Regions from separate parts of the Mus musculus genome. Here region 1 is linked to region 2. Evidence: chromatin contacts called from ENCODE POLR2A ChIA-PET data. All regions are on one chromosome and are shown on one strand. Each heading gives the region's core, a stretch centred on a gene start or an enhancer-like site at or near the end of the contact. The rest is flanking DNA. Distances are from core to core; before and after follow the strand shown. Region 1 overlaps Prkci (protein kinase C, iota). Region 2 holds the start of Mynn (myoneurin).

Region 1 (6,630 bases), core at 1,512-4,011, 420 kb before region 2:
CAGAACAGAGCAGGATTCCAGTCCTAGCACCGTGCCAGGCAAGCACTCCACAACTGAGTTTCATCTCAGCTCCCGTTTGTTTCAGACATGGTCTCACTATGTAGCTCAGGCTGCTGTGGCCTATCTTGGCTCCTCCTGCCTCTGCCTCCCAAGCTGTAGGACGATAGGCAGGTGCTGCCTGCCTGCGTAACTGATCATTTCTCTCAACATTTTAAAACTTTACACTAGAAAAGGGTGGCCACTGCCCCCACCCCAAATAGACTTCTAAAGCTGTGCAGGAATGTCTAAGTTGTGAAGCAATGGGAGACGGCACTTTAGTATCCTAAAAGACTATAGAAAGATATACAGTTCTCCTAGACTATAGAGCGCATAATCGTCTTACTTGCTCTACTCCAGGAAAAAGAATCTGAAGGCCAATTACATAGGGAGGAGGGCACACATAATAAAAGAGTTATGTCTTAATTAGAGCTTTGGGAGTCAAGTGATGGCTCTCTCACCATGAATCAAGAGTTCAGAATCCTTGTTCAGCTCGTACAGCCTGAAAGCCTCTTCTAACTCCAACTGAGAAGACACTGTACATGGGTCTCCTAAAAACAAAACGGAAAGCTCAGTCCCCAAACCTCTGAGCACGATAACAGTAAGCAAATTCGCTAGGCTGTGACTGAGGGAGCATGTACCTGGACAGATGCTTAGACACTACCCTAGGCAACTTTACCTCTGCAGATGTTCTCACATCCATTTCTAGTTGCACAAAAGGACACATGGGACGCAGATGCACCATCTTCTACATATAAAACCACTCTACTCCTAATACACACACACACACGCACACGCACACGCACACACACACACACACACACACACACGGGAGAGGGCGAGAGAAGGGGAGGGAGAGAGGGTGAGGAGAAGGTGAGGGCGAGAGAAGGTGAGGGCCAGGGCGAGGGAGAGGGTGAGGGAGAGGGAGAGGGTGAGAGAAGGGGAGGGAGAGAAGCAAATGTACTCTAACCACTTTCAGACAGGCATGGCTCACTCACATGGGTATGGTTAAGAACAAGTTTTCAGCTCTTTTCCTTGTCTTCAGTGTTGTGGATGGAGCCCAGGACCAGGCCTGGCATGCATTCTAACACGGAGAGCATAGAGCCAGCCCCACCCCTGTTTTGTTCTGTTTGGGGATAGGATCTCAGTAATTTACTCAGGCTGCTCTGGAACTTATTCTATAGCCTGGGCTGGCTTTAAACAGACAATCCTCCTGCCTCAGTCTACCAAGTACTGGTATTATAAGCTAATGCCACCAGACCTGGCTGCTAGTTTCTTTTAAAAAGGAGCTAAAGCAGTTCCACTGCCACACTATGGATGGGTAGGGCTTCCAGGTGAGAGGACTGAGCCAGAGCCAGGCTGACTCCATGACAGGCTGCAAACAGTTTGGGAGACTAGGCCTAAGTTTGTGTTTCCCACAAACAGAACTGGGATCCAGGAACCTGTGGTCAGCCAACCGCAGCCATGGGCAGCCAATCTGAGGACACCTTGTCCTTTGGCCTGAAGGATCCCTAGAGTAGAGCTAACCAATCACGGTAAAGGGGCACATACCACACACACACACACACACACACACACACACACACACACACACACTGGAATTCCCTTGACAATAAAAGCTGGGCCTGCGAGCCCACTCGGTGTCTCTATTCCTGAATGAAAAGACCCCTGCATGCAGGAAATTCCGCTGGAAAAAAAATGCTCTTTGCTTTTGCATACTATTTGAGTCTGGGTTATCATTCCTTGGTGATTCTTGGACCCTAACACAGGCAGTGACTGTAATGGATATTGTATCATATTACAACCTTGGTCAATTAAGTCACAAGAAAGAAACCACTAAAGTACTCTGGACTAAGAATAGTCTAGCTTGAGCTACTAAAAATTTTTTTTAGATTTATTTGACAAATATTTGCTAGCAGATATGTCTGTGCACTGTGTGTGTGTGTCTATGGCAGGTCAGAAGGCATCAGATCCCCTGGAACTAGAGTTCCAGACAGTTGTAAGGTACCTTGTGGGTGCTGGGATTTGAACCTGGGTCCTTTGCAAAAAGAACAGCAAGTGTTCTTCACTGCTCACCCACCTCTCCATCACCTTCTTTTTGTTTCTCTTCTCTCTTTAAACAAAGCATCTTTTACTCTTTGACAACTGCATAGATAGAAACAATGCGTCCTGATGATGTATACCCCAGCTCCACTTTCCCTCCCACTCCTCTGAAGCACCCCACGAGCCTTTCTCCCCTTCTGCCTCTTTCTTTGTTCACAGCTGCCCACTGAGCCCTCTCTGCTGGGATGATGACTGACCTCCCTGCACTGGTCACAGCTGCAGTGAGTCCTCGGCTGCAGAGGCCACAGCACAGCCCAAAGGCAGCGTTGCATTCCTCGCCTTCCTGCATCTCTCACATTCTTTGAAGCCCTCCTCTGAGATGCCCCTCCTCTGACGTGTTCCGAGCCTTTGGTGGGAAGGATGTCCTACCTAGGGCTGGACACCAGCTCCAGCTACTCTTAAATGTAAGTGGTGAATTTTAGTTACACACACAGAAGGGGAGGAGGACACACCTCTCTCAACTAAGCAGGCGAAGTGCAGAGTGATCCCTGGAAATCCGAGGTGCATTCCTCAATGAACAAGTCACTTAGAGCAAAGCTGGGCTTGAACTGGATCCTCCCCTCTGCTACTCTGGTGCTCATTCCTGTGGTTTTATGACACATTCCTGCATGCTACATGCCACTGGCTCTGACTAATCTTCAATTACACAGTGCACAGAACCCAGCTTACTACTTGAGAGAAACCATTTCCTATCTACATGGTCTCAAAGAAAACAGTGTCTGTTCTTTTCTCCAACTCAGCTGCCAAGTCCTCACTCCCTTTTATGTTCTGTGGACATTTATAACATTAGCTCTGATAAGTCACAGAACTGTGAAAGTCAGTTTTCGAATCACTAAGTTATAAGGTAAGTTGCACAGAAATAGAAAACCTAACCAGAACTGGCACAAAAAGAAGACTTACGTGGCCTTTTCTATTTCATGAAAGGCAGAAGATGGCAGCCACGGACTGCTTGTGAAGGCCAGAAGACAGAGAAAACGGTTCGGACAATAGACAAAATGAATGAGCGAGTGTGGTGACACTCACTGAAGGCAATACAGCAAACAGAAAACGCATCTACAGAATCAGTGGCTGCAAATACAAAGATCAGAAGACTGGGCAGAAGGGCCAAAGTAGCAAATGGCTTTTCTTTTTGTAAAATAATTTATTTTTATTTTTATATGCATTGGTGTGGTGTCTTCTTGAATGTGCATATGTCAAAGTGTCAGATCCCCTGGAACTGTAGTTACAGATAGTTGTGAGATGTCATGAAGGTGCTGGGAATTAAACCTGGGTCCTCTGTAAGGTAGCCAGTGCCCTCAACTGATGAGCCATTTCTCTAGTCCCCAAACCTCAGACACATGTAGTCCTTGTCTAGAAGAGTCTGATGTGAGTATGGCTTTTGTCCAATGAACAGTTACAACTCCATACACAGGTGGTCTACAATGTTCAAAATGAAGAGCTATGTCTTTCAACTGTGGGAGAGAATCTAGGCAAATTAGTGAACTACAAAACAGAGCCTAGGAAGAGAGAAGGATGAATCAGAGCATCAATGTTAAGAGTCATGGGATCCAATCCCAGAGAGTAGCAGTGAGCTTTCCTGAGGGAATGACAATACATTCTATTATAGTTCAGAACCAGAACCTTCCCCTCTTGGTGACTAGGGGTAGCTACTATACTACTCCTGTCTCTAGTTTACTATCCTGTCACCATTTCATGGATCTTTAGAACTAGCAGAGAGGCAGTCAAGGAACCCAAACCATAGATGGGCAAGACACAGGATTAGATGACCATCTTTGGACTGTGGACCTAATGTCATGATGAGCTAGGCTCTGAGGGGGTTTGTGAGAAGACGGTGAGTTAATCATACATTAACTTACTCCTGCACAGACACCACACACATTCAACCTGTTAGTTAACCATACATTAACTTACCCCTGCACAGACACCACACACATTGAACCTGTTCTGTTTTTCTTGGATTGAGGGCCTGCGTGATACATGTGACCTTTTTCGACCATATGTTTGATGCATAAAGCACTCTATGTAAGTCATTACAAAACAAAAATGACCAGGAAAGGTATTTTTCAAAGCTAACACTATTACCAAATTCTAAATGTCTAAAATAAAATACAAGTACATTCTGAGTATTTGCTCATTGTAGTTAATTTTGAGGTAATTAAAGAATTAATAAAATCTGGATATTGACCAGTAGGCTTATTCTTATTTTCCACACAGCCCTTTTGTTTGTTTGTTTTTAGCTATAAAAAGAAGCAAATAAGCAGCAGGCTTCAAACAAAATGTTAATATGAAAGATCCAACTGTGTAAAATAACCTGACAAGATGCAGAAACAGTTCACTGTATTTAAATCCACTTTCCACTCCCTGCCCCCCTTGGGCTCATGGCCATATCATAAGGCAAAATGCATTTAGTCCAACTTCAAAGGTCCCCAAAATTGTTCATGTTCAACACTGCTTAAAAGTCAAAAGTCTCTTCTGAGACTCAAGTCAAACTTTTAACTGTAACCCTCTAGAAAATAAAACAAATTTGCATATTTCTAACATACAATGGCACAGAATATATATTGTCATTCAAAAAGGTAGTTATGAGGGCATAGAGAGGAACCACTAGACTAAATTACAGCAGGGCAAACTGCAAGTCTTGAATGGGTCCGCCCTTTTAGCTTTGTTGCCTGCAAGATACTCCCAGGCTGGCTCCACTCCATGTGTGCACATCCCTTGGCAGATCTCCCACGACTCTGGCACTTCTAACATCTAGGGGTCTCTAACAATCCAGTCGCTTTCACAACTTCACACAATGGCATCTTGTGACTTCCATGCCGGAACTAACTCTCTTGCCCCAGTGCCCTCAGTGGTTCTCCTTAACTGTGGAGAAGTTTCCATAACCCTTCCTCAGGTTTTTTCATTACTCTAAAGCTGGAAGGTCGGGTGACCGCCTGGGTCCTGGGCCTCTCTTAAAAAAAAAAAAAAAAGATTTATTTATTATTTATTTTATGTGAGTACACTGTTGCTGTCCTCAGACACACCAGAAGAGGGCGTCAGAACCCATCACAGATGGCTGTGAGCCATGATGTGGTTGCTGGGAACTGAACTCAGGACCTCTGGAAGAGCAGTCTTAATCCTCTCTCCTCTTTCAGCACAAGCCTTGGCCACAACATTACATTGCCTCCCGTTTTTCTCTTCAACTGTAGTTATGTATTTCTCTTGCTTGTCCCACTTGCTCTTTTCACTAGAGACCTGCACAAGAGCAGGTCGTCATGAAACCTCATCCTCCAACAAGTTTTCTTTTCACGTGAGCCTCAGGCAAATTCTTGGAACTACAGAAGAAAGAAGCCACATTCTTTGCCAAAGCAGCCAGCCACAGGAATAGTTTCGCTGGCGCCATTGCTAATAGTGCTTCTCTGAACCATTTTGAGCAGGGCCTACACAGCCCACACTGCTCTCAGCACTGCTGTCTTCCAAGCTCTTCTAGGATGGACTACTTAACCCTGCTTACAGCATTCAAATGTAACTTTTCAAAATCCCAAAGTCTTCTACAATTCTTTAAAAAAAAAAAAAGGTCAGTTTGTCACAGAAACAGCCCCATCCTGGAGAACCTGGGTTCTATTTCCAGTAACCACATAGTGGCTAAAAATGTAACTGCAGTTCCATGGGATCCAAAACCCTCTTCTAGCCAGCTCAGACACTGTATGCATATGGTGCATAGAGATACATGTAAGCAAACACCCATATACATTAAACACACACACACCAAAGACAAAGCATCATACTGTACCTTATAATCACTTTCAGTTAGAACTAACCTTTAAAACTATCAGAGAAATAACTTACATCCATCATTCCCTGTCCTGTGCAAGAACATACTTAGTGATAGTTTACTGTTCACCTAAAATGGTTTGCTACTGTGGCCTACTAGTTCACTCACATTAGGAGACCAAAGAAGCAGGGTGGGGTGGAGGTGGGGGTGAGGGGTGGGGACCTGTCACTCCAAGTTCCAGGTCTGCCAGGACCACATAACAAGACCTGCTTTTAGCAAACAAACAAACAAACAGGCCCACTTAGGGGCTGGTGAGATGATGATGACTCAGCAGTTGAAAGTACTCACTGTGGCTCTTGCACGGGTTTAGTCCCCCTGACAGAACTGGTTACAGATGGTGGTGATCTACCATGTGAGTGCTGGCATTTGAAGAGATTTATAAAAGTGCTAACTAATGGAGTTTATGTCTTTTAGGATCTTCTCCTATGGTTATCAATTTCTAATACCCCCATAACTTAGTAGGGCTGTTGTTAACAGACTGAGTTGACCAGTGGAAACTGAGTATCTCTGAGATGTTCCATACTCCCAGTTATGGGTAACAAGGCCCCACTATCCTCAGACAGGTCATAAATGCTTGTGAGTACATGTCACTAGGTGATTAAGGCTCTGACATCACCCTAAATGAACACAATTGCTAGGACTGCTCTACATTTCAGTCAAGAACAGGAAAACTCTTA
Region 2 (6,515 bases), core at 687-3,186:
ATTAGGTCCTGCCTGCCTCTGCCGCCCACCACCAGCTTTAATGTGTTTTTTGTGCTTACCAAACATCTTTTCATCCTCAACAGTTCTACTGAAGCTATAGTGTGTGTGTGTGTGTGTGTGTTGTGTAACAACACTGAGAATGAGCATGGAGAGCAAACTGGAAAAACAGGAATCTAGCTCTAAAGACTAGATTTTATAACTGAATAAAAACATGTACTTTACCTGTCGAGATTTAAAGTTCCTGTATATATAAACTCCAACAGTTTCTGAAATCCGTCAGCCTTCACCTGACTCTGATCAAGAAAAACATTGTTCTCAGAAGTGCTTCTGTAGATCGCCCCAAAATACTCACTAAAGGAGGCAAGCACATTCCTATGCGCCTTAAACTGGAATTCTCCAATCACTACGGTACAGTCGCAAAGAAATCCCGCTTCCCGTTGCTTATTCAGTCTCTCTAAAAGGTGCTCACAGTGGTGTGAATACTGCATTTTGCTAGCAGAATGGGATTTCACCCTTGATCTAAAAAAGACAAGAAGAGACGGTGAACTGATAGCCGTAAGCTTTCATCAAACATTCACCCATGCAGCGGTAAGGGAGTGTGGGACAAAAGACTAAACCCAAAGAACACAGCTCTTCCTTTGCCTCCCAACCCCCAAAAGCCTCATCGAACACTCGTGGTGATTAAATGCTTTTCTTTGTTTTACTGCACTAGAACACTAATGCAATAAAAGGCAGTGAAAAAAACAAAAACAAAAACAACAACAACAAAAAAAAACATGTCACAGTTGTAAACAGGGCCGTAAAATCCTAAGCTTCTAGAGTTGACCCCTCAAACTTTTAAGCTCCAACAGGCATCTTTACCTGAAGGTGCTTAAACAAATAGACTAAGAAAAGCCTCCTTGAAACAGGATAAGAACACGATACGAGTTGTTCCCATTGCTCTCTGATCACTGAACCCTGTAAGCAGAGATGGTGAGGTTCCAAGCTCCAGGCAAGTGCAAGGGGGCGGGAACGCCCCGACCCGCTGTGTCAAAGGTTCCATCACTCTCCGGAGGAGGACACACCCCTTGCCTGCCCGCTGCTTGCTTGGCAGCGGCGGAGGGCGACAGTCCTAGCCAGTCCCCGGCCACCGCTGCCTTGCACTCCCAGCTTGCACTCCCGCGAGTTCCCACGGCACCGGCCATGACTACATATACCGCGGACGCTGCCTCTGCCTAGACACCCTCCTCCGCCCCGAATCGCGCTCGATCTCCGAGGCGCCGGACCACATAAGACCCCGGGATCCCAGAACGCAGGGACGACAGGCCAGACAGAGGGCGGCACTCACCCGTAGCCGCCCAAGGGAAACAGTTTCTTCACTCTCTCACCGCCATCTTGGGAGGACGTCACTGCGACGCTCCGCCTCTCCCTTCCTCCTCTGCGATAGCGTCACGTCCGGGTGTGTGGTCCATTGGGGACACCGGAGATAGGACGCTAAAAGTCTACTAGGGCCGGCGAGCTGGGTCTCAGAGCCCTGACTTCCCGGCATGCCCAGGTCTCCGGATCACACCTCCTTGCTCACTCGCATCCGGTGCGAGCTGCTCACCTTGTCAGCCCGCAGCTGTCGGCCCAGATTCTGGATGGAGACCGGGCTTGAGTGCAGAGCCGGCCTCTCCGGGAACCGCGCTGCGCGCTGCATGCTGGGAGTTGTAGTTCTTTTCCTCGCCTGTCATCCTGTCTTCATTAGCGCCCCTCCAGTGGAGATGACTGTGTTGTGCACCCTGGTTCTTGACCGGGGCGAGTGGGAGGGATATGCTTAAGTCGAGACCAATCACTCCTTCCTCTTTTGCATATCCGAAAGCTCTTGGGACCCCCAGAATTCTGTTTGAACCGGCTCACCAAAGCTCATCTACCAGAATGCCCTTACCTGGCAACAGAGATGAGATGTTCGAAAGCAAAGCAAAGCAGCAGGGCACACTGGGCATGCGCAACGTGGGAGGAAGGTGGGCTTTCTACCGGAAAAGGTTTTCCTACGTCTGAACCAGAATAATTTTAGCACAGTTATTTACCTCGAAATCAGAGTTAGTGCAGTAAAGGGAGAAGAGCAAAGTTAAGTTTTGATGTGTTCTTCCCTAGAACCTGCGGACGTCATAAATCTTAAAAAGCACAACTGAAACGTTTGTTGGTATAAGTTACGTTTATGCTTTTTAAGGAATTTACCTGTGACTTTATTTAAAAGACAGTCTCAAAAACTCTGAGAGTTTTTTCCATACCGGAATCTTTTTGCTTATATCTCTGTGAAGAATTTGTGAATAAAACCACGAGTCGTTTTTATAAGAAAAATGTTGAGGCTACTTTTTTATATGTCTGAGTATAAATTTCTTTTTAATTTCATCTTTTTGTCAAACCCTTTCGATAATGTGTTAATTCTGAAATATTTAGTGAAGTTGACATATAAATTAAGAACAAAATTTAGCCTGACAGGAGGGGGGGGAAATGGAATCTCGAGGGGAGAAAACTGAATACAGACATGCTTCAGAGGCTAGAGATTGGGAGAATGCCTTCTAGAATCAGTAGCTACCTACTTCATCAGCCCTTTTTGTTGCTGCTCTCGTCTGTGTGTTGGGGCGTTTGTTATCAACATTAAAACAGCTGATTCAAGGTCGTTTCTTTAATGGGCGGGTTACCGTTTTAAAAGATATGTTTCCGCCCGGTTTCGAACCGGGGACCTTTCGCGTGTTAGGCGAACGTGATAACCACTACACTACGGAAACTTGGTTGCACTGGTGTGTTGAAATGTTCTTCTTATGTGATGTCGTCATATACGTTTCACACCTGTTTAAGGTTTATGCATTTTTCAATGAGGAGAGAGAAAAAATATTAACAAAGCACAGTTAACTTAACAGGCTGAGACTATTTAAAAGTTTGAACTTGTTTGCAATTTCTTTTTCTCCCTTCCTTCCTTTCATTCATTCTGTCTTTTTCTTGTTTTGCTAAGCCCGGCGGGTACACCACTAGAGACCAGCAGGCACACTTAGTTCCTGGCCGAATTTCATTTTTTTTCTCATTTTAGACAGGTTATGCTTTCCTCCAGCTGGGAAGCAGCGGCGCGCTGTAGCCAGGGCCTGTGATTTGGCGCAGTACAGTGCTTTGGCGGGTTTTGGTGGAAGCACGTGTAAATTACCCTTTTCCCCATCCTGCTTCGAAACCAAAGCTTCTATTTGTGTGCTGTTTTAAAGCCCCTAAAGGATGCGCGAAACCAGACACCAAGACGTTCATTTTTTGCTGCGCAGTGTACTTTCTTTTTCTGAACTGAACTTCATAATGATCTAAGGCATTTATATTCTTACCAAATGGCAGACATGTTCTTATTCCTAAAACATCAACCTCAGGAAATGAAAATTAGCTTCGGAGGACCTAGAGATATAATCCAGAAGATGAAGAAAAGGATGAAATAAGGGGGGAAGGAGGGGGGGGAAGAGGGAGGGAGGGAGGGAGGGAGGGAGGGAGAGAGAGAGAGAGAGAGAGAGAGAGAGAGAGAGAGAGAGAAATGAACGGAGAAAAGAAAAGGGGAAGGAGGGGAGCCGAGCATCCCAGAACTCAGAGCCTGAAGAGGGGAATTCCGCTGAGTTCGAGGGCAGCCTGTGCTAAAATGCACCATCTTACAAAACCCAAAAGGTTTTGCCTTTTTGTGTATATCTTTAGAAAGGACAGGAAAGATGTAACGTTGTTTACTTTACTATACAGAACATAAACTCGTTTCACACCCCAGCACTCCCTGAAATTGATCCTTACAGAAGCCAGGCAGAGCCTTCCTGTAGCGATATTTCCAAGGCCGGTGTTAAGGGTCTTCCTCCAGCTTCCCACTCGCCCTGGAACACTACTGTTAACCACAGTGCAAGGACTTAAGAGAATTTTTTTTTAATAGACATTCAGCGTGTTTGAGAAAGGTTCTTGCAAATTGTTAGATTTCTATGTTTTGCAAGGGTAGCCCGGTTTTCTGGTATTAATGCTGAGAGCTTCCAGGAGCAGCGGTGATGCTCAACCCATGGAAAGCGGTCGCAGGAGGCACCTCACTCATGTCATGCGGGCCAGCAGATGGCCGGGTCCTCTGTGACGCGACATTACCAACACCTGTCACCGCACAGCCTGGGAAGAGCGGTCTGGAGGCGCAGATGCAGCAGCACCAGCGGCATGAGCGGCTACCAGCCACCAGTGGTGATCGACAACGGCTCGGGAATGATCAAGGCGGGCCTGGCTGGGACCCGGGAGCCCCAGTTTGTCTACCCGAATATTCTGGGCCGGTCCAAGGGCCATACGGCGGACAGCAGGCAGGAGCTGTGTGTGGGTGATCAAGCGCAGGAGCGCAGGAGCTTCCTATCCATCAGGTACTGCGGGACTCTGCAGTCTTGGGGGCTTTGTGGAAGTGGGTGGAGAGCCCATAGCTAAAGCCACCCCGAAAGGACCAGGGAAGGAACCCCAAGGCCACTCCTTACAAAAAACAAAAACAAAAACCCAAAACAAACAAACAAACAAAAACTTCTGTTCTCTATACACAAATATATTCAAGCATACAGTGGCCGTTCATGCTAGATGTGCCTGCGTAAGAATGTGGCTTGACGTGTGACTTTTGTCATGCGGTGTGGTCTCTTGAACTATTTACAATTATACCAGAATGTGGGAAGTTTCCAACTTTTTGAAGTCACATTCTCCAAAGAAGAGAAAAAAATAGCCAAGCAAAATGACTGCAGAGAAAAGTAGCTGTGCTGTTTACTGGAAGTTACTTTGTCAATTACAGAAAACAATAATGATAAATAGTCCCCTTGGATGCAAAGGAACAGAAAGGTAGAATTAACAGTTTCTATTTAAGAATGGTAGCCTTCACCTTCAATCGGGTAAAGGCAGGGGAGTCTGTGCATTCCAAGCCATCTTGGTTTGCATACTGAGTTTGTTTTATTTGTCTGTCTGTCTGTCTGTCTGTCTGTCTGTCTGTCTGTTTATTTGATGTAGAGTTTCTCTGTGTAACCCTGGCTATCCTAAAACTAGTTCTATTGTTTGGACTGGCCTGAAATCGTAGATCTGCCTGTCTCTGCCTCCTGAGTGCTGGAGGCAAGTGTCATGGGTTCTAAGCTAGCCAGCACAACATAATGAGATTCTGTCTCAAAACAAGAACTATCAAATAATAATAATAATAGTAATAGTAATAATAATAATAATTTAAGCCAAATCTAAAACCACCATTAGCAACAACCATAAAAGCACAAGACTTATATATTTTATTGTCCTCCCTCCAGCTATCCAGTGGAACGGGGTCTCATTTCCTCCTGGGGGGACATGGAGATCATGTGGAAGCATATCTATGACTACAACCTGAACCTGAACGCCAGTGATGGCCCGGTCTTGGTTACAGAACCTGCGCTGAATCCACTGGCAGACCGGCAACACATCTCCGAAGTGTTTTTTGAGAATCTGGGAGTCCCTGCCTTCTACATGTCCGCCCAGGCGGTGTTGGCTCTCTTCGCTGCTGGCTTTACTACTGGCCTGGTGCTGAATTCAGGAGCTGGGATTACTCAGTGTGTGCCCATCTTTGAGGGTTACTGCCTATCTCATGGTGTAAAACAGCTAAATGTGGCAGGATCTGACCTCACCAGCTACCTCATGATGTTGTTGAAGGGTGATGGTATCATGCTGCTTAGAACCGGGGACAGGAAGGTTGTTACAGACATTAAAGAGAATGCTTGTTATGTGGCGATGAACTATGAAGATGAAATGACCAAGGACTCTAACCTAGAGAAAATATACACCCTGCCTGATGGAAAGACTGTCAAACTCCATAAGCAGTTATTTCATTGCCCAGAGGCCCTCTTTTCTCCATATCTTGTGAATGTTGATGCTCCGGGCATCGACAAGATGTGCTTCGGCAGCATAATGAAATGTGATACAGATCTCAGGAACTCCTTCTTCTCCAATATCATCCTTTCGGGAGGATCAACGTCTTTTCCTGGTTTAGATAAGCGACTCATTAAGGATGTGGCAAAGCTGGCACCTGCCAATACTGCCGTACAGGTTATAGCTCCCCCGGAAAGGAAAATATCAGTGTGGATGGGGGGTTCTATTCTTGCCTCCTTGTCTGCCTTCCAAGACATGTGGATCACGGCTGCAGAATTTGAAGAAGTTGGACCCAACATTGTACACCAGAGATGCTTTTGAAATGCAGACAGAATGAAAAATAAGAATGCTTTGAGTGTACATAACAAAATGCTTTGGGTGTTCTTATTTGGGGAGGGTGAAAAGCATTTCTGTTATTGGGATGGGCCACTTTCTTTGTAAAAATGTTTTTGGTAGTTCTGGGAATTGGACCTAGAGTCTCAGGACTGTTAAGTGCTCTACCACTGAACCATATTCCCTGCTGTCTTTTTTACTTGTGTTTTGAGATAGGATCTCCTGCTAAATTGCCTAGGCTGGATTTGAGAGCTTGTAACCCTTGTGCTTCAGTCTCCCAGGAAACTGGAATTACAGGTTGCAATTTTGGGCCT

What was found. ChIA-PET counts read pairs that join two places held with the same protein, here RNA polymerase II (POLR2A).
Region 1: POLR2A ChIA-PET joins it to region 2 with 20 read pairs in Patski. The contact joins the enhancer-like site here to the promoter of Mynn in region 2. POLR2A ChIA-PET finds 5 or more read pairs at or near these places in 2 of 5 experiments (Patski and embryonic stem cell).

The regions. Positions count from the first base shown.
Region 1 is chr3:31,019,087-31,025,716 of GRCm38, reverse strand. Prkci (protein kinase C, iota) reads right to left here. Exons shown (of 18, transcript NM_008857.3): 3 at 498-587. Among named protein-coding and RNA genes, the nearest start is that of Mir7008, 17 kb to the left of the region's middle. Within about 2 kb of position 2,761, at least 1 of the 3 ENCODE cell types and tissues checked has a DNase peak (open chromatin) inside an H3K27ac peak, as active enhancers do.
Region 2 is chr3:30,597,508-30,604,022 of GRCm38, reverse strand. It overlaps Mynn (myoneurin), which reads right to left and starts at 1,936. Exons shown (of 8, transcript NM_030557.3): 1 at 1,328-1,936; 2 at 223-519. The coding sequence starts at 488. n-TVaac8 (a tRNA gene) reads right to left here and starts at 2,753; the gene lies at 2,681-2,753. Actrt3 (actin related protein T3) reads left to right here and starts at 4,153. Exons shown (of 2, transcript NM_029690.2): 1 at 4,153-4,367; 2 at 5,274-6,515. The coding sequence starts at 4,174. The coding sequence ends at 6,189.